Regions from separate parts of the Homo sapiens genome. Here region 2 is linked to region 1. Evidence: chromatin contacts called from ENCODE Hi-C data. All regions are on one chromosome and are shown on one strand. The core of a region is the stretch at or near the end of the contact, and the rest is flanking DNA. Distances in the headings are between cores, read along the strand shown. Region 1 holds the start of MBD3L1 (methyl-CpG binding domain protein 3 like 1). Region 2 holds the start of ZNF333 (zinc finger protein 333).

Region 1 (4,990 bases), core at 341-2,840:
CAGGAAACTGAGGCAGGAGATTTGCTTGAGTCTGGGAGGTGGAGGTTGACATGAGCCAAGATCGCGCCACTGCACTCCAACCTGGCCAACAGAGTGAGACTTGGTCTCAAGAAAAAAAAAAAAAGTCAAATCAAACAGGCCTGAAAAATGTTGCTAAGTAGTCCTGCTAGTTGTTAGTGGGAAGACTTGTAACACTACATATACATGTAAATATTTTCTATACTTATATAAAATTCAGAAACTTTTAGCATTACGGCATACCAGAAAATCTGTCTTTAGCTACAGTTACACATCTTTACGTTATTTGTATGTTTGTTTTGTGGATACTTATTTGCATGTAACTGTATTTACTTATTTACACACATGTAACCATAAACACCTCTGTCTTTTTACCTTGAACTTTCCTTAAGATACCTTCACTCTTAGTGACTTCAATGTGGTTACAACCCCAGCACAGGAAAAGCCCACGAGGAGTTCTTCTACACAGCAGAGCCTGCTGAAACCTTGTTGTAGGTTCCACACTGTACTCACCTGGTCACCCAAAAACCCACAACAACAGGTGGACCTTGTGGCAGGCTTCAACACGAATCTGAGCTTGAATGATGCTTTTCTCATCTGAAAAAAAAAAAAAGACACAAAGATTTCTTTCGAGGCTTTGTATAGGTTGTACAGTTGTTGGATACGGCTGCCGGAAACACCATCCCATTCACTTTTTTTGGGTACTCAATGATTAAATGTGTAATAAGGGCCCAGCCTGTGGGCCATGACTGGCTTTACCTGATTCCCATCTGGCCATCTGCTCCGTAAGAGGGGAGAAAGCAGCTTAACGCTGTGTGCATTTGACTTGCTCAACTTACTACGCTGGAGAGAGATTCTATGGTGACTCCACAGGCTTTAAAAATATCTTGTCACTTAGAGGCCCTATTAAGTGACTAAACTGAATTTTTAACAATTTATGTAGTTTATTCAGAACTGCAGAGATTTTTTTTTTAAGGCCCTAGAGCAGGGTTTCCCAACCTGGCACTACTGATAATTCTTTGTTGTGGGGGACTGTCCTGTACAACGTAGGATCTTTAAGAGCAAGCAGCGTCCCTCTTCCCCGGCCTCCACCCTCTAGGTGACAGTAGCAGCCTCCCCTCCCCACAATTTGTGAAAACCACAGTCGTCTCCAGCTACAGCCAAAAGTCCCCTGGGGTGCGGAATCGCCCCGGGTGAGGGCGACTGGGGTTCCCTGAGGAGGCAACAGCGGCGCGGGGCCCCGACCCAGGAGCAAGCAGCAGCTTCGTGCTGACCTAAGCTCACAGCCCGAGGCCTCATGAACCGAAACACGGCTCCCTGGAGGGACGCAGGGCCCGTGGCTGGCGGTGTCCGCGGCCCACGTCGCCCCCTGGACTCGGACCCGAGCCCCCGCCAGTCGCTCACCGAGCCCGGCCCCTCCCGCGGGGCCAAAAGCGCCGACTCGCGGGGACGGAGGGACTCGCTCCCCGCTGCCCCACGCGCGGCCCCTCCCACGGTACCGCCCCGCGCTTCCGCTTCCGGTCTGGGGAGAGGTGCGCTGCACGTCCCCTTCCGGCTCGCGCGGGCAGCCTCGCAGAGTCGAGCGTGTTGGGGGTTCGGCGCTTAGGCGACAGGCGCGGCGGGCGGGAGCGGCGGCCGCGAACCCCAGCCTTGGGCAGAGGTGTTCTAGTTTGCTTAGTGGGCACAAAGTTGGGCCCTGGCCTGGGGCAGTAGCGGGGGTAAGGTTGGCCCTGGGGGCGGGGCCAGGCTGTGAGCCGCACGAGGCCTGGGGGCGGGGCTGGTTGTGGGCGGAGATCAGTTCCGGGGCGGGGCTGAAGGCGGGGAACCGGCTGAGGCCGTACCAGGCCTGGAGGGCGAGGCTGATTGGGCAGAGACCAGTTCCAGGGTCGGGGCTGTGGGTGGGGCCCAGTTCTCGGGGCGGATGGTATAAGGCTTCTAGAGCGGGGATGACTGAGCAGAGACCAGTTACAGGGGTGGAGACCTCCATTTCCGGGGCGGGGCTGAGCGGGAACCAGGCTGTGGTTGTGACAGCCCTGGAGGTTGGGGCTGGCTGTGGGCGGAGATAAGCTCCGGGCCGGGCGGAGGGCGGGGACTAGGCTGTGGGTGTACCGGTCTTGGAGGGCAGTGGTGATTGGCAGAGAGCAGTTCTAGGGGCGGAGCTATGGGGTGGCAGCAAGCCTGGGGGCGGGGCTGACTGTGGGCGGAGACCAGTTCTGGGGGCGGGACTGTGGGCTGCACCAGGCCTGGGGAGGGGGCAGTGGGTGGAGACCAGTTCCAGGGGCAGGGATCTGGGTATGAATAAAAGGGTGTATGATGTGGGTGGGTTGGGATAGGCCCAGGAGCCAGGATTGTGGGAGATCAGATTCAGGGGTAGGGCCTTCCTTGGATCCCTAGATTGTTGATACAGTTACTGCCCCATGTTCATACAACCCAATAGGATCAGATTATGTATGCACATTTGTCTATAACTTGCTTTCCCAAGGCAGAACATAGTGATTTAACACTAAGAGTTTAGGGGAGCAGGAGAGGACTGGGTCATAGATACACATATAGGAAAACTTAAGAATGGTACAAAGTCAGTCAAATATTCTCCCACCACGGTCTTTCAGTTCTTTTGCTCAGAGGCAAAAATAATTTTCTCCTCTATCTTTCCAGATATAGTGTGGACATGTATGTGTGTGTATGTGTGTATGCCGTAGTCATATTCATGGAATAAATGCTATTACCTCCCCCCCAACAAGTCTCTGTTTTATACACCATGGATATAGACTGAACAAAATAGGTAAACGTCCTTGCCCTCAGAGAACGTGCATTTTAGTTGTGAGTTGGGCAGGAGAAATGGACAGTGAATGTGATAAATAGAATACATGGTGGGTTGGTGCGTTAGATACCACTAAGTGCTGGTTGGACCTGGTGGCTTACGCTTGTAATCCCAACACTTTGGGAGGCCGAGGCAGGCAGATCACCTGAGGTCAGGAGTTCGAGACCAGCCTGCCAACATGGTGAAACCCCGTCTCTACTAAAAATACAAAATTAGCCGGGCGTGGTGGCGGATGCCTTGTAATCCCAGGTACTTGGGAGGCTGAGGCAGGAGAATAGCTTGAACTCGGGAGGTGGAGGTTGAAGTGAGCCGAGATTGCAGCCGGTGCACTCCAGCCCGGGTGACGAGCAAGACTCCATCTCAAAAAACAAAACAAAACAAAAACCAAAAACCATAAACAAAAAAAGATACTGGTAAGTGCAAAGGGAAAAAATTTTATGTAAGAGAGTGGTAACATTTAAAATCAGCCAGGAAGAAATACTTTCAATGAATGATATTGTTTCATGCACCCGTCCTTTCAGAAAAAAATAGTTAGATCTCTGCTTCCCAAAAATATCCATTTTCAGGTGGCTGAAGGAAGTTTAAGCAAAAATGAACAAGTTCAAAATTCAATATACTAGGAAAGTTCACTGTGGAAAGACTGTTCTCTTCAACAAATTGTGCTGGGACAACTAGATGCCAATATACAAAAGAATGAAATTGGGCTGGGCGTGGTGGCTCACGCCTGTAACCCCAGCACTTTGGGAGGCTGAGGCAGGCAGATCACGAGGTCAAGATATCGAGACCATCCTGGCTAACATGGTGAAACCCCGTCTCTACTAAAAATACCAAAATTAGCTGGGCGTGGTGGCGGGCGCCTATAGTCCCAGCTACTCGGGAGACTGAGGCAGAAGAATCGTTTGAACCCAGGAGGTGGAGATTGCAGTGAGCCGAGATCACCCCACTGCACTCCAGCCTGAGAACAGAGCGAGACTCCATCAAAAAAAAAAAACAAACCAAAACCAAAAAAAAACAAAAAAAAAACCAACCAACCAAGAAACAAACAAAAAACAGAGAATGAAATTGGACCTCTACTTCACACCATGTACAAAAGTGAGCTCAAAATAGATCATAGACCTAAAGGTAAGAGCTAAAACTATAAACTTCTTGGAAGAAAACATAGGTGTCAAACTTTGTGATCTTGGGTTAGGCAATTGTTTCTTAGATATGACATCAAAAACAGGTGGCGAAAGAAAAAATATATAAATTGGACTTAACATTAAAAAACATTGATGCTTCAAAGGACACCATCAAGAAAAAAGACAAACATGGACTGGGTGAAGACATTTACAAATGATTTATCTGATACATGACTTGTATTCAAAATATATAAAGGCTTGCGACTCAGCAATAAAAAGATACCCAATTAAAAGTGAACAAAGAGTTTTTTTTTTTTTTTCTTTTTGAGGTGGAGTCTCCTTCTGTCACCTAGGCTGGAGTGCTGTGGCACCATTTTGGCTCACTGCATCCTCTGCCTCCTGGATTCAAGCGATTCTCCTGCCTCAGCCTCCCAAGTAGCTGGGACCACAGGCGTTCACCACCACGCCTGGCTAATTTTTGTATTTTTAGCAGAGAGAGGGTTTTGCCATGTTGGCCAGGCTGGTCTTGAACTCCTGACCTCAAGTGATCTGCCCACCTTGGCCTCCCTAAGTGCTGGGATTACAGGTGTGAGCCACTGCACCCAGCCTGAAAAATGAACAAAGAGTTCGAATCGTCATTTCTACAAAGAAGATACACAAATGGCAAATATATACATGAAAAGATGCTCGGCCCCATTAATCATTAGGGAAGTTAATATCAAAACTTCAATAAAATACTACTTCACACCCATTGGGATAATTAAAATTAAAAAGATAGCCAATAACAAAGATTGGCAAAGACAAGGAGAAATTGGAATTCTTATACATTGCTGTCAGGATTGTAAAATGGTGCACCCACTTTGCAAAATAGTTTGGCAGTTCCTCAAAAAGTCATAGAGTTGCCACGTGACCCAGCAATTTTATTTCCAGTATATGCCCAAGAGAAATGAAAACATGTGTTCACATGACAGCTTGTACATGAATGTTCATAGCAGCATTATACATAATAGCCCAAAATTTTGTATGTCCCAAA
Region 2 (5,253 bases), core at 1,924-4,423, 5.9 Mb after region 1:
TTTAGTGACAAGTGCATGAGAATTAGAGTTAGGAAGCCTGATCATGATATTTATTCACTCATGCATTTGTGAACCCATCCATCCATCCGACAAACGTTTAAGATATGTGGTCTCTGTGCTCGGTGATTTCATGTCAGGTTGATTCATTTTACTCAGTGTTTACTTTCTCACATTTAAAATGGGGTTAACAATGGAAAACAGCGTGGCGATTCCTCAAAGACCTAAAAACAGAAATACTATTTGGCCCAGCAATCTCGTTACTGAGTATCTACCCAAAGAAATATAAATCATTCTATCATAAAGACACATGCGCATGTAAGTTCGTTGCAGCATTACTCACAATAGCAAAGATGCGGAACTAACCTAAATGCCCATCAATAGCAGGCGATATAAAGAAAATGTACATGCACACCATAGAACACTATGCAGATGTAAAAAAGAATCAGCTCATGTTATTTGCAGGGACATGGATGCACTGGAGGCCATTATCCTTAGCAAACTAACACAGGAACAGCAGACCAAATACTGGATGTTCTCACTTCTTTTTTTTTGAAACGGAGTCTAGCTCTATTGCCCAGGCTGGATTGCAATGGTGCGATCTCGGCTCACTGCAACATCTGCTTCCCAGGTTCAAGTGATTCTCCTGCATCACCCTCCCGGGTAGCTGGGATTACAGGCGCCTGCCATCATGCCCGGCTAATTTTTGTATTTTTAATAGAGACGGGGTTTCACCATGTTGGCCAGGCTGGTCTTGAACTCCTGACCTCAGGTGATCCACCTGCCTCAGCCTCCCAAAGTGCTGGGATTACAGGCGTGAGCCACCATGCTTGGCCACTGACTCCTTTCTTACTCCTGGCTTTGTTGAGTTATAGTTGACAAATAAAAATTGTATATATTTAAGGTGTACAACTTGATGTTTTGATATACATACAGTGAAATAATGAAGCAATTAGCACATCCATCGCCTCACATATTTGCTTTTTTTTTTTTGGTGGTAAGAACACGTAAGACCTACCCTCTTAGCACATTTCAAGTACATAATATGTTCCTGTTAACTACAGTCACCATGCTGTACATTAGATCTCCAAAACTTATTTATCTGAAATAACTGAACCTTTGTACATTTTGTTTTTTAAATGATACATTTCTTTTATTTTTATTTTTAGAGACAGTGTCTTGCTATGTGGCCCAGGCTGGTCATCTGGAACTCCTGGACTCAAGCGATCCTCCTGCCTTGGCCTCCCAAAGTGTGCTGTGATTACATGCATGAGCCACCCCGCCCGGCCCAACTTCTTTGTAAGAACATTTAGCTTAAAACACAGATAAATTGTACTGCATAAAGGTATTTTCTTTCTTTATATCCTTATTCTATAAGCTATTTTTCATTTTTTTTTTTGAGATGGAGTTTTGCTCTTGTTGCACAGGCTGGAGTGCAATGGCAAGACCTTGGGTCACTGCACCCTCCACCTCCTGGGTTCAAGCAATTCTCCTGCCTCAGCCTCCCGAATAGCTGGGATTACAGGCGCATGCCACCATGCCCAGCTAATTTTTGTATTACTAGTAGAGACTGGGGGTTTCATCATGTTGGCCAGGCTGGTCTCGAACTCCTGACCTCAAGTGATCCACCAGCGTCGGCCTCCAAAGTCTTGGGATTGCAGGCGTAAGCCACCGCGCCCGGTCTTTTCATATTTTTAAAACCTTTTTAAATGTGAGTAATGTGTTGCACTGCAACATTGTGACAGTTACAACATCACTAGGTGATAAGAAATTTTCAGCTCCATTATAACCTTATGGGATCACAACTGTGTATGTGTTTCGTGGTTGACCAAAACCTTGTTATGTGGTGCATGACTGCACATGTGCTTGATATATAAAGAATACCAGGGAACTAGTGACAGTGGTTGTTTCAGGGGAGGAAAATTTAGGAATAGAGTGAGCCTCCCGTTTGAACTTTTCCCATAGGTATGTACTATGTATACTACATAATAAATAGTTTTTAAAAAGTCAGATCTATGTCTTAGATTCACACATCTTATTTTTAGTGAGAAGGGCAAGCTGTAGAAGAAACAAAAATACATCGTCCTATTTTTAGAATAAAGACAGTTAGTTGACCCGTGAACACCAAGGGTTTGAACTGTGGCTATCCCCTTATAGGTAGATTTTTTTCTACCTTTGTCCTCCTTGGGACAGCAAGACAAACCCCTCCCTTTCCTCAGCCTACTCAGGGTGAAGCTGACGATGAAGACGTTTATTTATGATCTTTACGATCACTTCCACGTAACGAAGAGTAAATATATTTTCTCTTCTTCATGATTTTCTTAATAACACTTTCTTTTCTCTGAGCTTAGTTTATTTTAAGAATATGGCATATAATATACAAAATATGTGTTAACTAACTTTATGTTATTGGTAAAGCTTCTGGTTAACAGTAGTCTATTAGTAGGTAGGTTTTGGGGGAGTCAAAAGAAGTGAATTTTCCACTGCACAGGGTGGCGCCCCAACTCCCGTTGCCTAAGGGTCAGCCGTATAAAAATATACAAAAACAATCTTAAGTATGGGTATATTTTTGTAGGGGATTGGATTAAGCCCATGGATAAAGGTGGAAGGGGTTGGGGAAAAGGAAGGAGAAAAGGGTAAGTTAAATATTGAGCATCCCTAAAGAGACCCGGGGAGGGGTCGGGTGTGCCCCTCTCAACCCTTGAAGCCCAGGTCCCCTCATCCCGCCTTCCGAATGCAAGTTCAGCTCCCATTCCCACCCCAAGCACAAGCCCCGCCCCATTTTTGCCCCTGAGGCGCACGACCCGCCCCTACTACCACCCTGCAAACCAAGGCCCCGCCCACTCCGCCATTGGGGTGCAAGCCCCGCCCATCAGCCATCGGAGGGCAAGCCACACTCCACCCCGCCCCCGCGCACAGGCCCCGCCCCACTTTTGCCCCGGGACCTAAGCCCCACCCCTATCCCTGTCTCTCGGACATAGGCTCCGCCCCCAGCACCACCCTCCATGCTCTGTGGGACCCCACTCCAGAGCCTAACCTCATCCCCCGGGTAAGAATACTAGAATTTCTCCTTGGAGGCTAAAGAAGACGTTAGTTTCTCTGCCGCCGCCTAAGGCTACCCTGGCCACAACAGCCTGAGCCACAGCCACTTCCGTTCCCGGCGGCCCCGAGACCGGAAGCGGAAGTGCGCGCGGCGGCGGCCGACGGCGGCTGAGCTGTGCTGCGCGGCGCGGCGCGGTGCGGCACGGCACGGTGGGAGTGTCTCCGGCTGGCTTGCAGGTGTGGCCCGGCCCCTCGGGAGGGCGGGGAGGGCGGGGAGGGCTCGGCTGGCGCGGGGAGGGACTGGAGGGCCTAGAACAGCTCCGCCTGTGTGAGGGGTTTCCTCCCTGCGATCAGCCGGTGGCCGGCGTGAGGCCCACACAGTCAGGGCCTCGCATCTGGGCGCCCGCCGCCCGGTCTCTCGCTCTCAGGTACCCCCCGTCCGGGCAGACAGGGCTGTCATCCTGTCAAAAGGGAAATCCCAAACAGTCCAGGTCCCACAGCTCAGAAATGTGGTGACACCGGCCCCAGCTCTCACCTGTCCTTCCCAATTTTTAGGGAAAGTGCATAAAGACGGCCCTACCTTGCCTACAGTATGCAAGATAACTGCGAATTAGTAATTCACGTTTTATTTGATATGATACTTAATATTATCTAGCTTTGCAACTGGAAAGTGAGGTCTGGGTCCACATGTGCAAACTGGTTTAATTGATTGGCCAAATTTACTTAAAAAATTGAATGCATCCTCCATTAAGGAATGAATTAGATGACGAGAGATTTCTTTTGGAGACTGACAATTTGAAGTCTTTTAGCTTAATATCTGTTAGCTTGGCTTTGCATCTCTTCCTTTTCCATAACTTTTTCTTTCTTCTTTTTTTTCTTTCTCATAAGAAAGCTTTTGGCCAGGCTTGGTGGCTCACTCCTATAATCCCAGCACTTTGGGAGGCCGAGGCGGGTGGATCACCTGAGGTCAGGAGTTTGAGACCAGCCTGGCCAACATGGTGAAACCCTGTCTTTACTAAAAATACACAAATTAGCCGAGCGTAGTGGTGGGCGCCTGTAATCCCAACTACTCGGGAGGCTGAGGCAGGAGAATCGCTTGAACCCCAGAGGCGGAGGTTGCAGTGAGCTGAGATTGTGCCACTGCACTCCAGCCTGGGTGACAGAGCAAGACTCCATCTCAAAAACAAAAACAACAACAAAAGGAGGAGTTCTTAATTTTTTTTGTTTTTGTTTTTCTTTATTTTCTATGTTTGAGACGACTTTTACTTCTGCTGTGGGCATCAAGTTTCTCACTGTTAGGTTAAGAAAAGCCGTTTCTCAGTTATTTCACAAATATTATTATCAAGAAAACCTAAGACTGTTATTCAGATCTTTTCAAGTTGGCTCCAGTCCTTCCCCCAAGCATGTGAATCACAGAGCTTCAAAACTAATGGAACTTCAGGGAAAAGACGATATAAACTTTGTTAATACTGGAAATTCAAATTGAGTTGGCCATAAGTGGGATGTCTTTTTTAATAATGGGGTTAAAGCTCGTGTCTACTGAGAAATCAGGAAAAAATTAACTCCAGAGGAAAATCATGCATCAGATTTCAGTTTTACGAGTGAGGTGTTTGTTTCCACAAAGAATATATGCGCTTGCCTTGCCTTTTTAAAAAGAATTAATATTGTTTCTTAAAGGTACCTGAAACTTGTGTGATTATGTCTTATGAAAGACAGGCACTTTAAGTTATTCTTATATTTGATTTTTATGGTGTCATATTGTCTTTTTTTTTTTTTTTTTTGAGACAGAGTCTCACTTCATCACCCAGGCTGGAGTGCAGTGGCACAATCTCGGCTCACTGCAGCTTCTGCCTCCTGGGTTCAAGCAATTCTCGTGCCTCAGCTTCCCAGGCAGCTGTGATTATAGGCGCCCGCCACCATGCCCGGCTAATTTTTGTATTTTTAGTAGAGACGGGGTTTCACCATGTTGGCCAGGCTGGTCTGGAACTCCTGACCTCAGGTGATCCACCCGCCTCGGCCTCCCAAAGTGCTGGGATTATAGGCGTGAGCAACCATACCTGGCCTCATACTGTGTTTTGTGTGTGCGTGGGCATATTCCTTCTTAGGCTAGCTATACTGAGTCATTCTTGAGGAGTGTTGATTATTTGGCATATTTTCACTGGGGTGCCCTCAATGAATTGGACCCTGTACATGGGGAAACAGTGGGACTGAAAT

Evidence for each region. A loop is a pair of places that touch in the nucleus more often than their neighbours do. Pooled maps may share reads with other maps.
Region 2: a loop to region 1 is called in a pooled map, with 22 times the contacts of the local background. The contact joins the promoter of ZNF333 here to the promoter of MBD3L1 in region 1. A Hi-C loop is called at or near these places in 6 of 50 pooled maps.

What each region holds. Positions count from the first base shown.
Region 1 is chr19:8,830,787-8,835,776 of GRCh38, forward strand. It overlaps MBD3L1 (methyl-CpG binding domain protein 3 like 1), which reads left to right and starts at 1,591. Exons shown (of 3, transcript NM_001393532.1): 1 at 1,591-1,736. ZNF558 (zinc finger protein 558) reads right to left here and starts at 1,518. Exons shown (of 10, transcript NM_144693.3): 1 at 1,423-1,518; 2 at 532-615. RefSeq lists silencers at 1,298-1,567, 2,068-2,327.
Region 2 is chr19:14,686,875-14,692,127 of GRCh38, forward strand. It overlaps ZNF333 (zinc finger protein 333), which reads left to right and starts at 3,174. Exons shown (of 12, transcript NM_032433.4): 1 at 3,174-3,276. RefSeq lists silencers at 2,768-2,817, 3,148-3,517.